2 separate regions of the Homo sapiens genome follow, and region 2 is linked to region 1. The links are chromatin loops, found by intact Hi-C in ENCODE. Cell type or tissue: PC-9. All regions are shown on one strand. Links, peaks and the distances in the headings refer to the core of each region. The heading gives the core; the rest is flanking DNA. Region 1 holds the start of PSMB7 (proteasome 20S subunit beta 7). Region 2 overlaps NR6A1 (nuclear receptor subfamily 6 group A member 1).

Evidence for each region. Hi-C counts contacts between places; a loop is a spot of excess contacts. Peaks named below come from ENCODE experiments on the same cell type or tissue, not always from the same donor. Only the 100,000 strongest peaks of a DNase experiment are listed, where the experiment ranks them.
Region 2: it touches region 1 in a loop (13-fold over the local background); 4 of 110 quality-filtered maps call a loop at or near these places.

The regions. Positions count from the first base shown.
Region 1 is chr9:124,414,218-124,426,441 of GRCh38, reverse strand. It overlaps PSMB7 (proteasome 20S subunit beta 7), which reads left to right and starts at 11,000. Exons shown (of 8, transcript NM_002799.4): 1 at 11,000-11,078; 2 at 11,507-11,600. The coding sequence starts at 11,017. RefSeq lists an enhancer at 11,044-11,093. In PC-9, for the core only: CTCF peaks have their summits at 6,496 and 6,696 (motif pointing left); no DNase peak of the experiment used is centred there.
Region 2 is chr9:124,610,382-124,622,605 of GRCh38, reverse strand. All of the region lies in intron 2 of NR6A1 (nuclear receptor subfamily 6 group A member 1), which reads left to right. Among named protein-coding and RNA genes, the nearest start is that of MIR181A2HG, 42 kb to the left of the region's middle. RefSeq lists an enhancer at 4,456-4,957. In PC-9, for the core only: a CTCF peak has its summit at 4,926 (motif pointing left); DNase peaks (open chromatin) are centred at 3,975, 4,635 and 4,905; H3K27ac peaks cover 1,419 bases.

The DNA.
Region 1 (12,224 bases), core at 2,298-10,297:
AACAACTGGCCTGACCTCTTCATGAAAGACAAAAAAAAAAAAAAAGCCTGGAGGATTGTTCCAGGTTGAAGGAGGCTGAAGAGTGATGGCGACTGAATTCAGTGTGGGGTCTCTGGTTGAATGCTGGATCACAAAAGTTATGAAAGTTATTCCCGGGACAATAGGGGAAATTTGAATGTGGATTGAAATTAAATAATAGTGAATTCCTAGAATGGCACTGTGGTTGTATAGGAGAATGAACTTGTTTTTGGAGATTCACGGTTAAGTATTTAGGGGTGGAGTGTTGGGTAATTTTCTTTTTCTTTTAAAAAATATATACATATATGTGTGTATATACATACATACATATACACATATACATATATACATATATACACACATATACACATATATACGTATATACACACATATACACATATATACGTATATACACACATATACACATATATACGTATATACACACATGTATACATATATACGTATATACACACATGTATACATATATACGTATATACACATGTATACATATATACGTATATACACACACGTATACATATATACGTATATACACACATATATACATATATACGTATATACATACACGCATATGTGTGTATATACGTATATATATATGTATATATATAAAAATTTATTTTTTTGAGGCAGAGTTTCGCCCTTATTGCCCAGGCTGGAGTACAGTGGTGTGATCTCAGCTTACTGCAACCTCTGCCTCCTGGGTTCAAGTGATTCTCCTGTCTCAGCCTCCTGAGTAGCTGGGATTACAGGAGTCCGCCACCATGCCTGGCTAATTTTCTGTACTTTTAGTAGAGATGGTGTTTCACCATGTTGGCCAGGCTGGTCTCCAACTCCTGACCTCAGGTGATTCACCCGCCTCGGCCTCCCAAAGTGCTGGGATTACACGCGTGGGCCACCACGCCCAGCTGTGTTGTGTAACTTTCAAATGGTTCAGAGCGAGAGAGAGAAGAGAAAATGGTAAATCTGGGATAAAGAGTCTCTGTGTGTTTATTGAACCATCCTTGTAGCTTTCTGAAGCTCTGAAAAACTTCACAATGATAATTTGGAGGAAAAAAGTAATAAATATGTAGAGAACTTGAAAATTTGAAAAAAAAATCCTTGCTGAAATCCCACCAGCAAGGAATTACCACTATTAATAATAGGATTTTTTTAAAAAAAGAATGTATACCCCCACACATAAAACCATACACATTGTGTCCATTTTCTCATTCTTTCTTCTGTCCTTAAACATGCATTGAAGATAATTTTTCTTGGCCTCATAAATTTCATATAAACTAGTTAACTATTCTCCCATTGTTTGACATTAAAGTGATTTCTAGATTTTCATTATAATATTGCTACATATTATAACATTTAATCCATTTCAGTATCCAATATATACTTCATTATTCAATATATAATCCACTATGAATAATGCTACAATGAACCTTTTTTTTTTTTTTTTTTTAACAGATGGGGTTGCACTATGTCGCCTAGGTTGGAGTGCGGTGAACACAATCACAGCTCACTGCAGCCTCGAGTTCCTGGGCTCAAGTGATCCTCCCACCTCAACCTCTTGAGCAGCTGGGACTGCAGGTGCGTGCCACTTTGCCTGGCCAATTTTTCTATTTTTTGTACAGATGAGGTCTCACCATGTTGCCCAGGCTGATCTCAAACTCCAGGCCTCAAGTGATCCTCCCGCCTCGGCTTCCCAAAGTGCTGGGATTACAGGCATGAGCCACCACACCTGACCTCTATGATGAACGTCTTTATACACCAATCTTTGACTGAAGATAGATCCCTAGAAGGGGAATGTTGGGGTCAAATGTTCTGGACTTTTTCAAGGATCGTGAACTATTCTGGCAAAGAGCTTTCCAGAAGCTCCTATTATACCATTTTGCCTTCCCACTAGCAACCCTTAAAGGTGCTCATCTCACCAGATCATCCCTAACACTGAGTATTATCATTACAGAAAAGGTCTTTGTCAGACCTGATGGCCCCATGGACACAGTTCTGTCCTCCTCTTGCTTGCTGGAGTCTGTGGTGCTGGACTCAGGTGCTCTCCCTGCATCTCCGGGCACTCTGATCTTGGCGGCTGTGATGTCACTCCCCTCTAGTTCCCCTTCACTCCACTCTTTGCCCACTCGGTCTTTGCTTGCCTGACACATGGGACCATCCCTAGCTCTCTTCTCTCCCTTGCCCACTCTCCTGTGTTGTCTTCACATTTGGGACTTCCACAGCCTTCTCGCTGCTGTTGGAGAACTCCTGCAACTCTCTCCCCAGCCCAGACCCTTCTCTCGAGCTCCAGGGACCCACGGGGACCTCCAATGCAACGTGTCCCCAAGGCACCCACGTGGACCTTCCTGCTACCAAAGTCAGATAACCCGGAGAACAACGTCGACTCCTCCTTTTACCTCTCCTCAACATCCAAACTTCAACCATGTGCTGTCTATCTGGCCTCTGTCATATCTCCAGTGACTGTTCCCTCTCGCTGTTCTCACTGTCACCACCCTACTTCAGGCTACCTTCCTCTCCTCCCTGATCTGTGGCCGGAGCACCCCCACCGCCCCTGCTCTCCCACTTTCATTCTCTCCCTGTCCATCCGTCCTCCCACGGGCTGCCGGAGTGGTTTTCACACACTGTGATGTGTCAGCCTCTGTCCCCTGCCTCCTACTCTGGGATGCCCGGTTTCCAGCTGCCCACGCCCTCTTACTCCTCTCATCTTCTGTTCTCCAACAAGCCCAGCTGTTTCCCGCCTCCACGGATCTGCTCACACTGTCCCCTCCTTCTGGAATTGCCCACTCTCTTCTCGCTGCAACCCCAGCTAGCCAACCCCTGCTCCTCTTCTGCGTCCTGTTTACAGTCTCCTGTTTTCCTCAGAGCATTTGCTGCTGCTGTTCCTCCCCTGGGGGAGTTGACTTTTTCTCTCCTTGGAATCTCTGTAATCCACACAGTCTCTATCAGAACCTTCTGATCCTTTTACTTGCTTATTTATTTCTGTATCCATTTCTCTTGAGGGCAGAGTCTTTGTTTTCTTGTGCGTCGCATGGTACCAGACACAGGATTGGAGTTTATGTAAGGAACATCTGAAGGAGTGAATGAATGAGTGAATGAATGGAGCAGCATTTACCTAGGGCGAGGCAGGTCTGAAGCATGGAGAAGATAATGGGGCTGGATGTGTCTGGGTCCGGGAGACACATTCAGAGATGGATCCTGCAAGATTTGATGGAGAAAGCACCCGTGGTTCAGCAGCCTTCAGAATACCTTGTCCCGGGTGATGAGCCCTGTTCAAACCCCCACGTCAAGCAGGAAACCCGTTTTCTCTAGAGGTCATGTTGATTCTCTGCTCAAAAGCATTCCATGGAGGCTGGGGTGGTGGCTCACGCCTCTAATCCCAGCACTTTGGGAGGCCAAGGTGGGTGGATCGCTTGAGGTCAGGAGTTCAAGGCCAGCCTGGCCAACATGGTGAAACCCCATCTCTATAAAAATACAAAAATCAGCTGGGTGTGGTGGTGCACACCTATAATCCTGGCTACTTGGGAGGCTGAGGCAGGAGGGTTGCTTGAACCCTGGAGGCGGAGGCTGCAGTGAGCAGAGATCCCACTACTGCACTTCAGCCTGGGTGACAGAGCAAGACTCCATCTCAAAAAAAAAAAAAAAACTGATGGCTTCCCAATGTCCTTGCGATAGGCCCAGGCTTCTGAGCCAGCCTGCAAGGATTTTCTTCTTTTTGTTTTGAGACAGTGTCACTCGGTCGCCCAGACTGGAGTGCAGTGGTGAAATCTTGGCTCACTGCAACCTCCACTTCCTGGGTTCAAGTGATTCTCATGCCTGAGCCTCCCAAGTAGCTGAGATTACAGATGTGCACCACCAAGCCCGGCTAATTTTTTTGGTATTTTTCGTAGAGACAGGGTTTCACCATGTTAGCCAGGCTGGTCTTGAACTCCTGACCTCAGGTGATCTGCCCGCCTCAGCTTCCCAAAGTGCTGGGATTACAGGCATGAGCCACCACGCCTGGCCTCTACAAGGCCCTTCTTAACTGGGGCCTGGCCAGCTGGCCACATTGCCCCTGGCCCATAACCGGACTGATCTGCCTGCTATCCTGCCAGCCGGATGGCGCTACCACACCTCCGAGCCTTTATCTCTCTGTCTTGAATGCTTTTTTCTTGAATGCTTTATCTGCTCTCTCTGTCTTGAATGCTTTTTTCTTGAATGCTTTATCTGCTCTCTCTGTCTCGAATGCTTTTTTCCTTCTCTCCACTGCCATTCTCCAAGACTCTGTTACAGCTTCACTTCCTCCAAGAAGTCTGCCCAGGCCCTCCAGGCAATTGTGTCTCCCCGAATCTTCCCCTCTTTAGGGAAAGTAATTCCACTCTCTGCAGCCTGCCTTCCACAGACCCAAGTCTCAGCCTTGACTGTCCTCCCTGTGAAGCTGTGGGTCGGGCCCTGGTCCTTCTGAGTCTCAGCTCCTTTTTCTGTTCCTTCCCCCTTAAAGGATCCCACCTGCTGTTCCCTCCCTCGGAAATTATTAAGAGAATCAGGTATGCTAAAAGGAGAGGCTGGGATTAAGAACATGAGCTTTAACCAGGACAGGCTTGGGTTCAAATTCCAGTTCTCTTGCTGACCAACTGCGTGACCTTGTGTTACAACTCCTGTCTCCAAGTGGAGAGTCCCCTACCTGTAAGCTGGAAACCTCAGATGGTGTTTTGATGAATGAATTGGGTTGTGGCATGGAAGGTGATTACCGTAGCACCTGGCATAGAGAAAGGATTCAGTAAATAGATGTTAAACATGATGATTAAACCAGGTGGGGAGAGTGTTTGGTTGTTGGAACCCACTGAGGAAGTGCGGAGTATTCTCATGATTTCACTGTGACTTGAACAGCCCCTGGATACGAAGAAGGGAGGGATGCCCCCTCCTGCTCTCCAGCAGCTGGAGTTGGCAAACTCAGGGCCCAGCCGTCCCAGGCCTTGCTCACAGTGGTGGGGATTCTGGAGGTCTCAGGTGGGCCCCAAAATCTGCTCAGCACCCCAATAGAGTCTGGATGGGTGGTAGGAATCCACACTTTGAGATGCTGCCCTGTGCCGTGCTGCGCCCCTCCCATGGGAGCTGTGTTTCTGTGGCCCATGCAGCGAGGCTTGGCACCTGGGTGCTGTGCCAGGGGCCCTGGAGCCTGGAGCAGCTGCTGTAATTTATGCAAAGGAAGGCGCCCAGGTCTGCCCTGTCTATTTATAGCTTATTTATGAAGAAGGAAAAACAAGGGCCCAGTTGCCATAGCAACCAGGAGCATCATGGGCTGCTTTCCCTGCAAGAGGAAGATGGCCAAGTCTCCTTGAAGGGTGCACCCTCAGATGTGTTTACCGTGACAGAGGATGCAGGTGGGCCTTTGAGGGCCTGTCCCATGCTGGGTTCCTGGGCAGCCTGCAGGGTGGGTGGGGTGGGGGGTGCTGCTTATTGGGCTCTTGGAAAATCCAGGGTGATGCCAGGGCCACGCACAGCTGAGCTCTCGGCAGCATGAGATGCACCCTCGTCCCCTGGTCTTGATGCTAACTCTTGTCCTCTGGGTGCCCACCTGCAGCCTCAGGCAGACTTGGAAGCTCTTTCCCTGGCTGTGCTCTGGCTCGTGTCCTTTAGGGCACTTAGCACAGTGAACTGGAGGCCTAGACGCCAGACCAATGCCCCCAAGGCTGTCATCTAGCACAGGGTTGGCACCAAGCTTGGCACCAAGGAAGGGTTTAATAAATAATGAATACATGAAGTGTTGTATAGTTTACGATGCGTGTTCTTATTCGATGCGTGTGGGGCAGGATAAGCACTGCAACAGTCTGTCATTTTACAGATGAGGAAACTGAACTTCGGAGAGGTCAAGACACCAGCCTAAGGTCCTGCAGCTGGCAAGTAGCTGAGCTGGCCTGAGTCCTGGAGGAGGAAACCCCACCTGTGTGCTGGCAGAATACGAGGGAACTTGGGTTCCGGTTGGAACTCGGGTTCCAGTTGGGCCCTTATTGTCAGGGGTGGGGGAAGTGGTGCTGTGTGTGGTCTGTGGCTGGGAGGGGTGTGGTTTGACTCTCAAGTCATATCAGCGGTATGACCTTGAGCTAGTGACTTCACCTCTCCGGGCCTTGGTTGCCTCATCTATAAAGTGGGGCCATGATGCCTGGTCCCTGGGGACTGCCAGCTCCCTGAGGACAGGCTCTGTGTCTGTCTCTTGATTGTGCTTTCCTACTGCCTGGCACATTCTAGGTGTCCAGGGTGATCATGAGATCCTGCACACAGAATGGCTGGGTCCAAGCCCAGGATGTTGAGTGCTCTCAGGGACTGTTGGTTGTTACTGTGTTATTTGGGAACTGAGGCACAGAGAGCCTGATGGCTCTCCTGAGGTCACCCAGCCAAATCCACAGCAGAAGTGGTGGCTTCACTGGTGAGTTGGGGTTGGTAGCACTGCCAGGGATGAAGTGGGACTGTGTCCAGGCCCAGGGGAGGGCCAGCTGGGCTGGGCTGCAGTCCCAGGGGGCAGCAGCCATGCTGGGCAGGGAGGCCGAGTGGGGATCTCTGAGTGCTAGGGATCTAGGGTTGCCCTCCACATGCCTGGAGGTGCAGAGGCTGCCCCCATCCCTGCCCGGCTGCCCCCATCCCCGCCCGGCTGACTCCCTTGCTTTATGTCCAGGCCGCCTGGAGGCTCTTGGTCGCCCTCTGCTGGGCTCTGAGTGCCTCTGCGGGGCCACCTCCAGAGGCTGTAAGAGGAAACAATGTCCCCTCCTCAGCCCAGTCTGGGTGTGAAAAATCAAAGATACCAAAGAAACCCAGGTAGGAAGAGAAAGTTCCCTCAAGCAAATCGAGGTCACAGATCATTTCTACAACGGCTTTCCTAGCTCTCTGTGCTGTGCCCGGGGCCCTGGCTTCTCTTTTTTTTTTTTTTTGAAACAGACTCTGGCTTTGTTGCCCAGGCTGGAGTGCAGTGGTGTGATCTCAGCTCACTGCAACCTCCGCCTCCCAGGTTCAAGCAATCCTCCCACCTCAGCCTCCCAAGTAGCTGAGATTACAAGCGGGCGCCACCACACCCAGCTAACTTTTGTATTTTTAGTAGAGACGGGGTTTCACCATGCTGGCCACGCTAGTCTTGAACACCTGACCTCGAGTGATCTGCCTGCCTGGGCCTCCCAAAGTGCTGGGATTACAGGCATGAGCCACCACGCCTGGCTGGGCCCTGGCTTCCTAGCTCCCACTGAGACCCTACGGCGGGACTCAGGCACCCACCACCACCCCCCGGAGGCTGCAGGTACCACTGCAGAAGCCTCACGACTGTTTCCTAAAAACCATGTCCAGGGTTTTCGGTTTGGTTTTGTTTTTGGCACATCTCAAGCCTTCGCCCACGTGCCTGACCCTCTTGCCTTGTCGTCCCGATGGGCTCCACACCGTCTGAGCCTCTAGGCTTCCCTAGAGTGTGTGCCCCCCACTCGCATTCCCATGCTTCCCCCGCCTGGCAGTTGGCACACAGCGCTGGGAGTCTTTCTTTTCTGAGACTTCCTCTCCTCCCCTGGACTGTGAGCTCAGGAGGTGTCTGAGTTTCCTAGCTCTGTTATAACAAAGTACCACAATCTGGGTGGCTGAAACACCAGAAATTTATTGTCTCACCATTCTGGAGGGTGCAAGTCCAAAGCAAGGTGTCTGCAAAGTTGCTTCTTCTGAGAGCCGTGAGGCAGACTGTTCCAGACCTGGCGCCTAGCTTCTGGTGGTTTGATGGCAACTTTTGGCATTCCTTGGCCCATAGGATCATCACTCCAGTGTCTACCTTCATCTTCATATGGGGTTCTCCCTGTGTGCATGTCTGTCTCCAAATTGCCAATTTTTTTTTTTTTTTTTAGACAGAGTCTTTCTCTGTTGCCCAGGTTGGAGTGCAGTGGCATGATTTTGGCTCACTGCAACCTCCTCCTCCCAGGTTCGAGTGATTCCCCTGCCTCAGCCTCTTGAGTAGCTGGGATTACAGGCGCCCACCACAATGCCCAGCTAATTTTTGTATTTTTAGTAGAGACGTGGTTTCACCATGTTGGCTAGGCTGGTCTTGAACGCCTGATCTCAAGTGATCCACCTGCCTTGGCCTCCCAAAGTGTTGGGATTACAGGTGTGAGACACCATGCCCGACCCAAATTTCCAATTTTTATAAGGACGCCAGTCCTGTTGGATTAGGGCCTAGTGACCTCATTTTTAACTTGATTACCTCTGTAATATCAAATCAAATTCAATTCATTTGGAATACTTCCAAGTAAGGTCAGCTACTGAGTTACTAGGGGCTAGAACTGCAGAATATGAATTTATTTCCCTAATTTCAACGGAAAACTCAGAGGTAACGAAAGGGAATTCAACCTTTGACAAATGTTTATTAAACACACAGTTGTGATAGACACTGGTTCTAGGTGCTTCATTCATTCATTTGCACCTAGAACCATGTCTGACGCATAATGGGAGCTCAATAAATATTTGTTGAGTGAATAAATTAATTCATTCCACAGTCATTCAGGCTGTAAAAGGAGCCTTCAATTCCCTCAGTAAAATGAGTTGAATTACATAATTATCTCTTAGGTTTGTTGACAGGATGAAATGAATGTATTATTAATAATAACTATTTATAAGAAGCTTCTACATGCTAAGATAGATGGTCTTCATGTACAATGTTTAATACTCACAATAGCCTTATTAAAATGAAATTCACTGGCAAGGCATTGTGGCTCATGCCTGTAATCCCAGCACTTTGGGAGGCTGAGGTGGGCAGATCACTTGAGGTCTGGAGTTCGAGACCAGCCTGGCCAACATGGTGAAACCCTGTCTCTACTAAAAATACAAAAATTAGTCAGGCGTGGTGGCATATGCCTGTAATCCCAGCTACTTGGGAGGCTGAGGCATGAGAATCACTTGAACCCAGGAGGTGGAGGTTGCAGTGAGCTGAGATCATGCCACTGCACTCCAGCCTGGGTGATAGAGGGAGACCGAGTCTCAAAAAAATAAATAAATAAATAAAATAAAATAAAATAAAATAAAATTCACCTAACGTAGAAGTCACCATTTTAACCATTTTAAAGTGTGCAACTCAGTGGTTTTTAGTGTATTCATAATATCGTGCAACCAATACCACTATGTAATTCCAGAATATTTTCATCATTTTCCAAAAACTCTGCGCCCACTAAACAGTCCTATCCATTCTCTCCTCCTCCCCTAACCCTTAGCAACCAAACATCTACTTTCTGTCTGTGGATTTGCCTATTAAGAACACTTCACATACATGGAATGATACACTATGTGGCCTTTTGTGCCTGGCTTCTTTCCCTCAGTATATTTTTAAGGTCCATCCCTGTTGTAACATGTATCTGTGCTTCAGACTTCTTTATGGTCTAATAATATTCCATTAAATGAATTTACCATATTTTGTTTATCCATTCATCAGTGGATGGACATTTGTTTCCATTATTTGGCTATTGTGAATAATGAGACCCCCCCCTCGCTTTTTTTTTTGAGACGGAGTCTCTGCTCTGTTGCCCAGGCTGGAGTGCAGTGGCGTGATCTCAGCTCACTGCAACTTCTGCCTCCCTGGTTCGAGCTATTCTCCTGCCTCGGCCTCCTGACTAGCTGGGACTACAGGTGCCCACCACCACGTCTGGCTAAGTTTTTGTATTTTTAGTAAAGACGGAGTTTCACCGTGTTAGCCAGGATGGTCTCAATCTCCTGACCTCATGATCCGCCCACCTCGGCCTCCCAAAGTGCTGGGATTACAGGCGTGAGACACCGCGCCCAGCCAATGAGACCCCTTTTGACGCAGGGCAGGTAAGCCCCAAAGTGCGGCTGAGCCCACAAGGGTTCTTGGCTTTGCCCAAGAAAGAATTCAAGGGCAAGTTAGAGGCAGAAGAAAACGGCTTTATTGAAGTGGCGGCGTTACAGCTCCATGACTGCTCCTGCAGAGCAGGGTTACCCTCTTAGGCAGAGTGTCAGGGCAGTTTTGCTGTCATATTTATACACACTTTTAATTACATGCAGATTAAGGGGTGGTTTATGCAGGCATTTCTAGGGAAGGGGTAGTAACTTTTGGTTTATGGTGCCACTGCCATGGAAAGGGGCGGTAACTCACGAGTGTTGCCATGGCAACGGTAAACTGACTTGGCTGGCTGGTGAGCGAGTCTTAGGGAAGACAGCTTCCGTCCAGGCCCTGTTTTAGCTAGTCCTCAATTTGGTCAGGTATCTCAGCCCCATCTCTGAATGGAGGCCTGCCTTCTACCTCACCTTTGTAGAAGTTTTTGTGAATACATGTCTTCAACCCTCTCGGGTGCGTATCTAAGAGGATAATACTTTTTGGGGAACTGCCAAATTGTTTTCCGGAGCAGCCGCACCGTTTTGCATTCTCACCAGCCGTGTATTCGGGTTCCAATTTCTCCACACTCTCGCAACCCTTGCGCTTTTCTGTCTTTTTGTTTATGGCCATCCTAGCGGGTGCGAAGTGGGATCTCACTGTGGTCGTGCTTTGCATTCACCCTATGACTAATCATGTTGAGCCTCTTTTCACAGACTTAATGGCCATTCTACAGCAGCCTTTTGAGCTAGGTTGTAATCTCCATCTGATAGCGGAGGAAACAGATTCAGAGAGTTGAAGAGACTTGCTTAACGCAAGGGGGTGGTGGGGCTGTGCCTGGGACTTGGGTCTGTCTGTCTCTGAAGCACCGCAGAACCAAATTAACGGTAGAAACAAGTCCAGTCTGAGCGGCAGGAGACCTGGTCGCTGGTGCGTTCACCTTGGACAAGTCCTTTCCCGGTTCCGGGTGTCACTTTCTCCTCCGTGCCACTTGGGGCGATATACTTCAAACATCTCTGGCCTCTCTAGGAACCAGAATCTCTAAGATCAATCGTTCTAGTGCGGCGTTTGCCCCGCCCCTTCAGCCCCCGTTGCCAGCGACGCCGGAAGTGCTCGGCTCTTTTTGTTTGCACCCGCCTCCGACCCGGAACTGCTTTCTTGGGAAGATGGCGGCTGTGTCGGTGTATGCTCCACCAGTTGGAGGCTTCTCTTTTGATAACTGCCGCAGGTGCCGCCTTGCTTGGGGCTTGGTTCAGGGAGGGAGAAGAGTGCGGTGCTCGGGTGGGAGCTGGGCCAAGGTGTGATACGAGAATTCTGAGGGAAGAATTCATGGCGGGGCCTGTGGCCCGCGGCTAGTGTGACTCAGGGGAATCAGGGCCTGGGCGTGGGTTTCTCCTGAAGCCGGGTCTGCTCTCCCACCTTCCCAGCGCACTCGGCCACCGTTTATCTCCGTCTCCTAAGGCACGTCACGGCCCCTTTGTAAGACTGTCTTCGTTGGAAAACGGGAGAACAGTGCTGATGGTGGGAGGATTCATTAAACAGATGGGCGTGAAAACAAGTAGCAGCTTTCCTGAGTTCTCTGTTAGGCACTTTTCATGCCAGTGCTGTGCGATGTGGTCCTGCCCTTCAACACTTGATTCTCTCATTTGCTCTTAGGAATGCCGTCTTGGAAGCCGATTTTGCAAAGAGGGGATACAAGCTTCCAAAGGTCCGGAAAACTGGCACGACCATCGCTGGGGTGGTCTATAAGGTAAGCCGGGTTAGGCTAAGAGCAGCAGTGACTGAACCGGCAACAGGAATCAGAACACTTGGCTTCCGGTGTCTCTCCCGGCTCGGTCTGGAAAGGCAAATGCTATAGAATACATCAGGAGACCGTCTTTCAGGAGCGACTGCTTTTGTCAGGTTTTGTGTGCTTCTTAACAGTTTATGTTCTTTCCTCACTTTGCTGAGGTTTTTTCTTTCTTTCTTTTTTTTTTTTTTAAACAGGTCAGTTAGCTTCTTAATTACTAGTTTAGGAAGCTGAAGTATGTGATGGGAGATCACGAGATTTGGGGTCAGACAGGTCTGTCTCACCTTTGAACTCTATAGTGCTGATTCCAACTTCTGGCAGCTCACTTTCCTTCTCACAGGGACACCTTCAGATGCATCAAATGGAGATAACTCCTGCCTTAAATTGTTGGAAACGTCAAAAGGGATAATGATTACCTGTGCAACATGTTTTAAAGAAAAGCAACATGTTTTAAAAGGAAATTGATAGTGATGGCTAATTTAATGGAAAGATTCCTGAGTCTTAATCCAGGTTTTTTCCAGATTAGCTCTGATTTACAAGGAATTTACCCGACACCTGAGCCTCACTTGAAAATGGGAATAATTC
Region 2 (12,224 bases), core at 1,399-9,398, 200 kb before region 1:
GTGGTTCAGTATTTGTAGTTTGCTTAACTTTTATTTTATTTAACAGCTATTTCTAAGACATTTCTCCTCAGAGAATGTGATTAAGTAAAGTTATCTCAACTAGGCATCAGGATTTGACACACAGTGTTTCAATTAACAGCTGAAAAGCCATAATCTTTTTAGCAGTGAGCAACAGAAAATGTCAAAGAAACTTTGCTGTTTTGCCGGTCTGAACCTAGTTTTCCATCTGGAAAACGGGACTTAGGGAGATCACCGACATTGTCAACCCAGTTTAGTGTGAAGGACATGGGATATTACACACAGAACCAATTCTTGTTGCAGTTCTGTAAACCCTAGTCAGTGTAAACTGGAGAAGAGCGTGGGAAAATACTGGTTGGTCATGCCAGACTTTTGTTTTCTTCTCACTCTGTCACCCAAGCTGGAGTGTGGTGGTGTGATCTCAGCTCAGTGCAACCTCTGCCTCCCAGGCTCAAGCGATCCTCTCACCTCAGCCTGCGAAGTAGCTGGGACCACAGCTGCATGCCACCATGCCCGGCTAATTTTTTTGTATTTTTGTTAGAGACGGGGTTTCACCATGTTTCCCAGGCTGGTTTCAAACTCCTGGGCTCAAGAGATCAGCCCGCCTCGGCCTCTCAAAGTGCTGAGATTATAGGCACGAGCCACCATGCTCGGCTGTTATTTTCTTGGTTGCTTGCCTGGTGCTGGGAATGCCTGTGGCTTTTTAGCACAATGATTGCCAAAAATTAACCACCTTCCTCCCCTGCCCCCTCAAAAACATTTCTGTGTGGCTTATGGTTTAGGTTTTATCTCTTGTCATTTCTCTTCAGTTTTTCTGTACAAAATGAAATGCTAGATTCATTTACAGTATGTTCAAATTAAACTTTTAAAAAATTTGCTATTATTTTTCATATTAGTAAGAAGCATTTCCTTTTTTTCCTTTTTCTTTTTTTTTGAGACAAGGTCTTACTCTGTCACCCAGGCTCCAGTGCAGTGGTATGGTCACAGCTCACTGCAACTTCAACCTCCTTGGCTGAAGTGATACTCCCACCGTATCCTCCTAAGTTACTGGGACTGCAGGCTTGCACCACCACCACACCCCACTCATTCTTTTTTTTTTTTTTTAAAGATATTGGGTCTCACTGTGTTTCCTAGGCTAGTCTCAAACTCAAGGACTTAAGTGATCCATCTCGGCCTCCCAAAGTGCTGGGATTATAGGTGTGAGCCACCACTTCCAGCCTAATAAGCATTTCTTGAATCCCCAATGTATGCTAAGCATTTTTTGAGCTACTGAAAAGGAAGTTTCTTCTTGTGTCAGGGAATCTATGCATATCCATAATGATGTGACTTTTAGCCAGACTGTGTAAGGAACAAAAAGCATGTTTTATGTCAGATTTCTTAAGTGCACATTTATTCAAAAAGTTAAAGAATTTTAAAAAGGAGTATACTTTGCAGGCAAAGCCCCTGGTCATCACTGTACTTGTGATCACTGTTTGGTTATTACTCCTGGAATCTTGAAGTCTTGGTACATTTTTACCACTGTATCTATTGAGTTAGTTGTGTTTCGATCTGGGCTCTGGGTGCTTTATTTGCTAGCAGTAGCTGTGGCCTAATCTGAACATCATTTTTCTTTTTTCTCCAAAGAGCATGGTCCCTACTCTGTCTGCCTCACATGATAGTTAGGAGGATGAAATAGAGAAATGCAAGTTAAAGCCCCTCCCAAGGGCAGAGCATTATATAAGTGTAAAATAGGCATGGTTTTGTAAGGATGTATCTTTTTAAACCTTTTTTTTTTTTTTAAACAATGAGACATGTTTCACATATCATAATTTACTCTGTACAGTTGAGCGATGTTTGGTATATTTACCAAGTTTTGCAACCATTACCACAAATCAGTTTTAGAACATTTTCATCATCTTAATAAGGACCTTTCTGCCCTTTTACTGTTAAACCCAGCAATCCTTAATCCTACTGTCTCTATAGATTTGTCTTTTCTGGACATGTCATATAAATTGAATTATACCATATGTATTATCTGTGTCTTGCTGCTTTCACGTAGCATGGTGGTTTTGAAGTTTGTCCGTGCCATAGCACTTGAGTAGTCAGTTCCTTTTTGTGCTGAATATATTCCAGTGTATGGATATGCCATACATTTTATCTATCCATTCACCAGTTGATGAGCATTTGTGAATAATGCTACTATGAACATTCACATGCAAGTCTTTGGACATATGTTTTCATTTCTCTTGGGAATAAGGGTATATCTTTTAATTATAAAAGTACTTCATGCCTATTCTGAAAAATTATTTATTTACGGAAGTATAAAACTTGGTAAATCAAAGTTACCTCCTTAATTCAACTTCTCAGAGGTAGTGATGTTAATAATAATCATTATCATCTTCTATATCTTCTGAGCATTTGCTATATGGCAGGTACCTTATTTATATATATTCATTTATATTGTGCTACCTTATTTGTGTGTAATCAGTTATATTTATATATGTATATAAAACAATAAAACAAATTAATTGAATTTTCTTTTTTTTGGAGATGAAGTTTCGCTCTTGTTGCCCAGGCTGGAGTGCAATGGCGCAATCTTGGCTCACTGCAACCTCTGCCTCCCAAGTTCAAACGATTCTTCTGCCTCAGCCTCCCAAGTAGCTGGGATTACAGGCATGCACCACCATGCTTGGCTAATTTTGTATTTTTAGTAGAGACGGGGTTTCACCATATTGGTCAGGCTGGTCTCGAACTCCTGGCCTCAGGTGATCCACCTGCCTCGGCCTCCCAAAGTGCTGGGATTACAGGCGTGAGCCACCTCAGCCAGCCAATAAAATAAATGAATTGAATTTTCATCATAATCCTTTGAAGGCAATATGTGCCCCCCTCCCTATTTTACAGATAAGGAAACTGAAGTTTGAGGATGAAGTGTAAAGTCACACTTCTAGTAAGCAGCAGGCCAAAACTGAAACCTGGGCAGTCTGATGTATACTCTGGTTCTAGACTTTCCAAACATGCAGTTTTTTTAAAAAAAGTAAAAATTATAGTCCAGGTATGGTGGCTCATGCCTGTAACCCCAGCGCTTTGGGAGGCCAAGGCAGGCAGATTGCTTGAGCTCAGGAGTTTCAGACCAGCCTGGGAAACGTGGTGAAACACTATCTCTACAGAGATACAAAAATTAGTCAGGTGTGGTGGCAGGCGCTTGTAGTCCCAACTACTTGGTAGGCCAAGGCAGGAGGATCACTTTAGCCCAGGAGGCGGAGGTTGCATTGAGCCAAGATTGCGCCACTGCACTCCAGCCTGGGCGACAGAGGGAGACCCTGTCTCAAAAAAAATTTTTTTTTTAATTAAAATTACATACTTAATTGTGTAGCTTGTTTTATTTCACTTAATTTGTGTTAGAGATTGTTCCATGATATGATTCATGGATCTGTCTCATTGTTTTAACGAATGGTTGCGTTAATAGATATGCCAGGATTTATTTCATTCATCTTTTGTTGGTGGGAATTAGATTGTTTTTATTTGTTCTCTATTATGAATAGGGCTGCAGTGAATATCCTTGTATAATACTTTGCTTACTTATGGCATTACTTTTGTAGCGTAAAACCCTGGAAGTGGAATTTCTAGGTGAAAGAGTTTATCCATTTGAATCTTGGTGCTGCTAAATTCGTCCTCCCCCAAATGGTGGTAAATACTGCTCCCACCCCTACTCTCCTACCACCTCAACTCTGCAATCAGGGTGTAAGAGAGCCTGCTTTCCTATTCTCACCAATGCTGTATTATTTATTATGACTGTAGTGTGGGCTGTGATACAGATCATATAAATGTTCCAGGGAGAAGTTAGCATATCAGTGGCAGTGAACAAATGGCAAATAATAGTTGTTGTGTCTCGCCTCTTGATAGGTAAGGATGTGGTATTTCCCTAGACCTTCAAGAGCTGAAATATCGAGTGGCCCAAACTTTAGTTCAGATTAATTTAGGATGACTCACTTGGTTAATGATCTAAAGTGAACACTGTTGGAGACATTTCAACCATAGTGATTTCTGTTTTCTTTGACCTGTAACCTAACTGCTCTGGGCTCGTGGTTACCTTTCTTTTTCCTTTATTCTATTTTTTTTATTTTTTGAGATAGAGTCTCACTCTGTTGCCCAGGCTGGAGTGCAGTGGTGCAATCTCGGCTCAATGCAACCTCCGCCTCCCGGGTTCAAGTGATTCTCCTGCCGCAGCCTCCTGAGTAGCTGGGATTACAGGCACATGCCACCACGCCCATCTAATTTTTTGCATTTTTAGTAGAGATGGGGTTTCATTATGTTGTCCAGGGTGGTCTCGAACTTTTGTCCTCAAGTGATCCGCCTACCTCAGCCTCCCAAAGTGCTGGGATAACAAGTGTGAGCCACCGTACCTGGCCATGGTTACCTTTCAACTCATTGCTGCTTACAGTATCCTTCCCTTGCCCCCAGCTCAGTTTAAAATGAAGCCAAGTAAAGGGAATGAGAAACCAGACATTTGTGATGGATATGTAGGTTTGCCCTTTCCATTCTTTCTTTCAACAGAAACTGCCAAAATGAGGCCAGCAGCATAATGCATCGCCTGTTTAGTCTCCCCAGGGGTTGGGCTTCAGTAATCTTTGTTGCTTGGCAAGATTCTAGTTGATAAAGGTTTGGCATGGCCAGTATATATACCTGTTTAAGAGGAGGTGACTTTTTTTTATCTTGGTGCCAGTTAAGGAATCAAGGACACTGAGTGTTAGGTGTTGCTAGTTGTGGATAATCCCAGTTATCTTGCAGGTACGAGGGTCTGCCATACCTCCCAAATTTTGGAAGCCCTGGTTAGCATGTTCTGTGGATTTTGCCTTTGTCTTCTGATCACTTTTCTTCACTCCCCAGGCTTAATGTCTGCATCCTGAGGCCTTGTTGGTCTGGGGGATGCTGCCCTCTGCTGGTGGACTCTAGGACACCCACAGCGGTTTGGATGGGTCCAATCACTAGGGGAACTGACAAAGCTGTAGGGAGCCACTCATAAAGCTTTCTATAGTTTCCAACTTCATAACCCAGCCCTAAGACTTTTTCCTTTGAAAATAGCTCATCAGACACTAGAAAAGATACAAGTACAGAAACTTTCCCTGTAGCATTATTTGTAGTGGCCAAATAATAACACCTAGGTGCCCTGCGCTAGCTAATTGTGTTTCCATTCAGTTGACTGGCTTACAGCTGCTGAAATTGACTATATAAAAGACAAAAATAGAATGAAAATATTTACCACAAAACAAAAACCAGGCAGAATATACCAATTGCAGCCATTGAAGAAATGCCTTATGTAGGATAAGGGCCACCCGGGAATCTTCAAAATTGGCTCTCAAAGCTGGAGTGATTTCCTTTTATGTTAGTGGTGCTAATAAACAACGGGAGGGAGGAATTAGCTGAATGATTGGCAGCCTGGCTGAAATCTAGAATGAGTGACTTGCAGATTGACTGGGTGAAGTCTAAAAGTCTGGTTTCTAATCTCCTTACCCATCTCTCCATCTTGGCTCTTCCTCTACTGATCAGTATTTAGGTTTCTTCTGACTTTTTAAAATTGTAATAAATGTGCCTTATACGTATATTTTTGTGAACATGTGTATTTCTCTAAGATGGAGAGAAGTGGTATTTTTGGGTCACAGGGTGTGTGTAGTTTAAATGTTGGTAGATCCTGTAAGCTGTTTTCAAGTTGTACATCAACCACCAGCATTGTATGAGCATACCCATTTCTTCAAAACTTCACCACTGAAATATACCACTATTTTTAATTTTTTGCCAATCTGATGAGAAATGGTTTATAATGGTTGCTTTACTTTTGAGTTTTTATTAGTGACCTTTTCACTGTTACTCATTCTAATCATATTAGGGCATCTTTGCCTGGTCATATTCTTTGTCCATTGGGTGGTTTGCTTGTCTTTTTCCTACTGATTTTTAGGAACTCTTTATGTTTTGTAAATACTAATATATGTGTGTGTATAAGTATGTATATATATTTTGGGATCTTTGCCTTTTAGAAGTTAGACCTTTATATAGATGCAGATCTGATCATCATTTCTTTAATGATATCTGGATTTCATGTTATGCTTAGAAAGACACCCCCTCAGTATATTATAATATATATGTTTTTGTTTATGTGGTTGTGGGATTGTGATTAGTTCTAGTTCTTTTCTTTTTTTTTTTTTTTTTTTGAGATGGAGTCCCGCTTTGTCGCCCAGGCTGGAGTGCATTGGCGCGATCTTGGCTCACTGCAATCTCCGCTTCCCGAGTTCAAGCGATTCTCCTGCTTCAGCCAGTGGAGTAGCTTGGGATTACAGGCATGCGCCACCATGCCTGGCTAATTTTTGTATTTTCAGTAGAGTTGGGGTTTCACCATGTTGGTTGGCGAGGCTGGTCTTGAACTCCTGGCCTCAGGTGATCTGCTCACCTCGGCCTCCCAAAGTGCTGGGATTACAGATGTGAGCCACTGCGCCTGTCCAATTAGTTCTTTTCTATCTCAGGAAATTTCTGTTTCATGAGCTGCCAACAAGTTTTATGGCCAAATAAAACTTGGTTTTAAAACAGAAATGAGCTGGGCGTGGTGACTCACGCCTGTAATCCCAGCTTTGTGAGGCTGAGGCAGGCAGATCACCTGAGGTCAGGAGTTCAAGACCAGCCTGACCAACATGGTCATGGAGGTTGCAGTGAGCGGAGATTGTGCCACTGCACTGCAGCCTGGGCTACAGAGCGAGACTCTGTCTCAAAATAAATAAATAAATAAATAAATAAAACCTAAGATTGTACAAGTACTAAGTGGCAAAGTTTTTCTGGCTCCAAACATTCTAGCTACTGCTCATTTTAATTGTCTGAATTCCAGGAACATGTAAATTTTAACCTATAATCAGTCTTCTCTTGTTCAGCTCTTTGACAAAAGCCTTGTGACTCAGTGTCTGCTTACCAAGTTTTGTATCATTCTGGGAAAAAAAAAAAGGCAAAAACCCTTATATTTCACAAGGATTTGTTAGGTGCTTTGTGGGGGAATGGAGAAAGTTGGAAGGTTGGGATAATTAGGATTACGAAATAGTTGAAATAAATATTGTGTTGCTACTGATTATAATAACCTTTGCTAGTTTCCAGTGTTTGACCTCTATAGAATTCACCATATACACATGCAGGATTTTAAAGGTGCTATATGGGCCTTTAAGAGACCAGGATTTTACTTCTCAGTTTTGTACCTGGTGCCCACGCTGGAACCCCAACTATATGTGCCTACTCCAGTTTCCTCTCAGAGGCCTATTATCATTTTGCTGAGTGTTGATTTTCAAATCATTATGACTAGTTGTGAAACACTTACTGTAAAAAGCATCCTACCCATTTTGCTTAATTTATCTTTCTAATTAGGGCATTGTAATGATGGAATTACATTCTATGCAGTTTTTAATGCATTAGCCTGGAAGTTCAGCAATTTCTTTTTATGCTGCATTCATCTGAGCATTCTCAAAGTTACATGATAAAGAATCTAAGCTCTCCAACTTTGTATTAACTTGATCTGAATAGAAACATTCAGTGGAATCCAACTATCTTATTTGTGTGAAAAGTGAACCTCACCAGGACTGAGTAAACACCATTAAAAGAGCAATACCAGGCTTTGAATCCAGTTATATCACTGGGACCACAAGGGCAAATAAGATTGTGAAGAGCCATTTTTCCAGGAATAGGCTTGCAAGGATTGTCTTTAATGCATTTGAGTGTCTCTTGCAAAGAAGAAGGACATGGTAAATGGGAAGGTCTGTTTGGGCAGAGTTGCAGAGACTTGAAAAGCACCAACAAAAAAAGAAAATTTCAGTGTGGTAGCCAGTTCATTGAGGAGGGGTTATGATGATATTATCTTTACAGTCATTTTTGTGCCAAGCTGATTTACAAAGGGAATTTTTGCATATAGTGGCGGACTTTTGTCTATGTCAAGAGGAGCCTAAGGCAGAGTATATTTTTAGGATCTATTCTCTCAACCCGTTGGAGTTGCCTCTCTGGCTCCTGCTGACTTATCCATCTCTCATGCCACAAACCTGCCATCACCACCTGTCTTAGATTCTATCATTTATAGATTGAATAGGACAAACAGCTAATCTGATAAGTGAATCAGTGCTCTTAGAATACCCGAGGGCCAGTTGTTGGGGGATATATAAATGCTAATTAGGACTTTCAGGAAATAAATTCTCTAACTTTGAAAGTTTTTCATTCTGGCTGGTGGAGACAGAAACTATTCTTGGCCCTATGGAGCCCCAGAATTGTTCCCTCTACTCCTTTGGGATGATTTTTTCCCTGGCTTTGGGTAATTTTTCTCGTATATGTGCACTGATCAGTCCTCAGCTGAAGACTTGGAGGACCCCTCTGCAGATCTCAGCTGTGCTCTCTCTGCATAGCCCTCTCCCTCCTAGCCCTCTTCTTTGTGAACTCCAGCTGCCCTGCCTCCTGGACTCCCAGCTTCTAATCCTCAACTCTTGGGACTGTTGAGCTCTACCTGGGTTCTCCCTTCCTGTGCTCTAGGCTGGAAACTCAGGGCTTCGGTGGGTATTTGTAGGACTTCCCTTATTTGTTTCCTCTTTCTCTGGAGTCACTGTCTTTGGCCGCCTGAGGTCCAGTACCTGAAAATCATTGTTTTATATGGTTTGTCCAGCTCTGTAGTTGCCCCAGCCAGGTGACCAAATCTGGTCCCCATTACTCCATCTTGGCTAGGGTGGCAGAAGTCCATCTGTAAACTTTTATATACTTTTAAATATATGTTTTTGTAAATGAGATCAAACTGATTCTTTTCATTAACAAGATATTATAGACTTCTTTATGCCAGTAATGTTCTTTGTATTATACAGATTTATTAGCCATCCCCCTATTGATTGCAAAGTTTGAGCTTTTCTTTTAATTTTTATTTACTTATTTATTTTTTGTTTTGTTTGAGATAGAGTCTTGCCCTGTCACCCAGGCTGGAGTGAAAGTGGCTTGCTCACGCCTCAGTGCAGCCTCAACCTCCCAGGCTCAAGCGATCCTCCCACCTCAGCCTCCCTAGTAGCTTGGACTACAGGTGTGTGGCACCATGCCTGGCTAATTTTTGTGTTTTTTATTTTTATTTATTTTTTTAGAGACGGTCTTGTCATGTTGCCCAGGCTGGTCTCAAACTCCTGGGCTCAAGCAATCTGCCCACCTTGGCCTTCAAAAGTGGTGGTATTATAGGTGTGAGCCACCACACCAGGCCTTAATTTTAATTTTAATTTTAATTTTATTTTAGAGACAGGGTTGCTCTCTTGCCCATGCTGGAGTGCAGTAGCACCTTCTTAGCTCACTGCAGCATCAAACTTCTGGGCTTAATTGGTCCTTCCGTGTCAGCTCCCAAATAGATGGGACTACAGGTATGTGCCACCACATCCAGCTAAATTTTAAATTTTTTGTAGAGATAGGGTCTCACCATGTTGGCCAGGCTGGTCTCAAACTCCCGGCCTCAAGCGATCCTTCCTCTTCAGCCTCCCAAAGGCTGGGATTACAGGTATAAGCCACCACTCCTGGCTTTGAATTTTAAAATTTATTTAGCTACTATATACAGTACTGCCATGAATATCTTCTCACTCCTGCACAAGTACTTCTGTAAGGTACATTCCTAGAATTAGAACTGCTATATTAAATGGCATGGGCATTTTAAAGCATGGGCTTGGCTTTAATAAATAATGCCAAAAATAACCTCTCAAAATGTTGTACCAATTTGTATAATGGTTGTGTGATGGAAGATGTGAAAGAAAGAAAGAAAAGAAAGAAAGAAAGAAAGAAAGAAAAGAAAGAAAGAAAAACCCAAACTACTACTTTGCATTGACATTGATAGGATATATGGGGGTTTACCTTACCCACAGTACAAGAGTTGTAACTGAAATTGGATCATTTTTAAGGGTATAATTCCTTGGCAGGCAAATTCTTAGATTGGTGTGATTTGCAACTGGCCCATCTGCTAACCCAGTTAAGTAACTGAGAAGAGGGGAGTATCTATGAGGTTCCTTTGCATAGTGCTCAGATGTGAGCTCCCCCTGCTTATGTTCCTGGTACTCTTCCCTTTAGGTGCAGTGCTATTTTAAGTCCTGAAGAGATGCTGGGGTATCTGTCCAAGCAGGCTTGTCAAGAAGGGATGCTTGAAGAAGTCCCAGGAAAGCATTTTCTAGAAGTCATTGGTCTCCTCTCAGTCCTGGAACTGTTTTTTTCTCTGCTTTCCACACTGATTTGTCCTTACACATCTGAGCCCGGGGTCAGTTCTATGGAGGGTCTGCATAAGTCTTGTCTTTTGTTCCAAATGAAGGTTGCTCCTGGGAATCTGGGTGGACTATGAGAGTGAGGGGCAGAAGAGAAGAGTGGTTCAAGTCAGCAGTGGAAACCTATCCTTTGTTACTTGACATCTGCTTTAAATTCCTTGTTTAGTTTTGTTTGGAAACCTTATCAAAAAGCACAAGGTTCTGGGACACAAGGAGCTAAACAGTATAGCTGCACAGCTCAGCTATCACTTTCTCTGGGAAACCCTTCCAGATATTCATCAGATACATATTAGGTTCCAAGAAAATAGTGGTGAGCTACTGGCACCCCAGCTAAGACAAGCACCTCTTCTCTGAGCACACCTTGTATTTTGCCCCTCTTCTAAGATAGATATCATTATCCCTTACACTGGCTTGCTGGCTTGAGCTCTTCAAGGATAAGATCTTGACTCATTCATCTTGACCTACCCATCCCCAGCTTAGCACAGAATGGGAATTGCTCAGTGTTGACCTGCTCTGAATGCTGAATTCTCTCTCATTCTCTCTCATTCTCTCTCTCTCTCTCTCTCTCTCTCTCTCTCTAAGACAGGGTCTCACTCTGTTGTGCAGGCCTGGAGCACAGTGGTGTAATCACGGCTCACTGGAGCCTCGACCTCCTAGGCTCAAGTGATCCTCCCACCTCAGCCCCCCACATAGCTAGGATTACAGGCATGTGCCACCATGCCCAGCTGATTTTTTTTCTTTTAATTTTTAATTTTGTAGAAGTGAGTGTCTCACTATATTGCCCAGGCTGGTCTCAAACTTCTGGCCTCAAGCAATCCTCTTGCCTTAGCCTCCCAAAGTGTTAGGATCAGAGGTGTGAACCACTGTGCCCAGCCTTAAATTGTCTCTAATTTTGGAGCAAAGACTGGAGAGTAGTCTTTGGTGGCTACTCTGGGGGATCTCTTCCCTACGGATGTCTGAGCAAGCACTCTGTCTCACTAATGGGCTTGAAAACAGAGATTCTTGTAGAGAACGTGACTCATGGTTCTGGAAGTAAGGAAAATAATAACTACTGCTAGGTTTGCTGGGCCTATGATAAGTACTTTAGTGATAATGAGAAGTATTTTACATACATTCTCAACCAAAATGGCCTGATCCCAATTTTGTTTTTTTTTTGGTAAGGGAAGTGAAGGCTCACAGAGATAAAAGAAAGTTATTGTATCTTACTGTGGGACACTGAACATGTTTAACTCCAAAGCCCACTATACCTGCCTCCTCCTTCCGCACAGTAAGTTTTGAAGAAGGCTAAACTACTGAATGGGTCAGGAAAAGGATACTTCCAGGTAGTATCCTCAAATAGCACTCCAACCTGAGATTCAGAAAGGAAAGTTATTTGGGGTCAAAAGCACCTCTCCGCTCAGCTTGGTGTATTGAACTCTTGAAAAATACAATTATAAACACCTCTATGCAAGTAAACTAGAAAATCTAGAAATGGATAAATTCCTGGACACATACACCCTCCCAAGAATGAGCCAGGAAGAAGTTGAATCCCTGAATAGACCGATAATGAGTTCTGAAATTCAGGCAGTAATAAATAGCCTTCCAACCAAAAAAAGCCGAGGACCAGACGGATTTACAGCTGAATTCTACCAGAGGTACAAAGAGGAGCTGGTACCATTTCTTCTGAAACTATTCCAAACAATTGAAAAGTAGGAACTCCTCCCTAACTCATTTTATGAGGCCAGCATCATCCTGATACCAAAACCTGGCAGAGATACAACAAAAAAAGAAAACTTCAGGCCAGTATCCCTGATGAACATCAATGCAAAAATCCTCAATAAAATACTGGCAAACTGAATCTAGAAGTACATCAAAAAGCTTATCCATCACGAGCACTTTGGCTTCATCCCCAGGATGCAAGGCTAGTTTAACCTACACAAATCAATAAACGTAATTCATCACATAAAC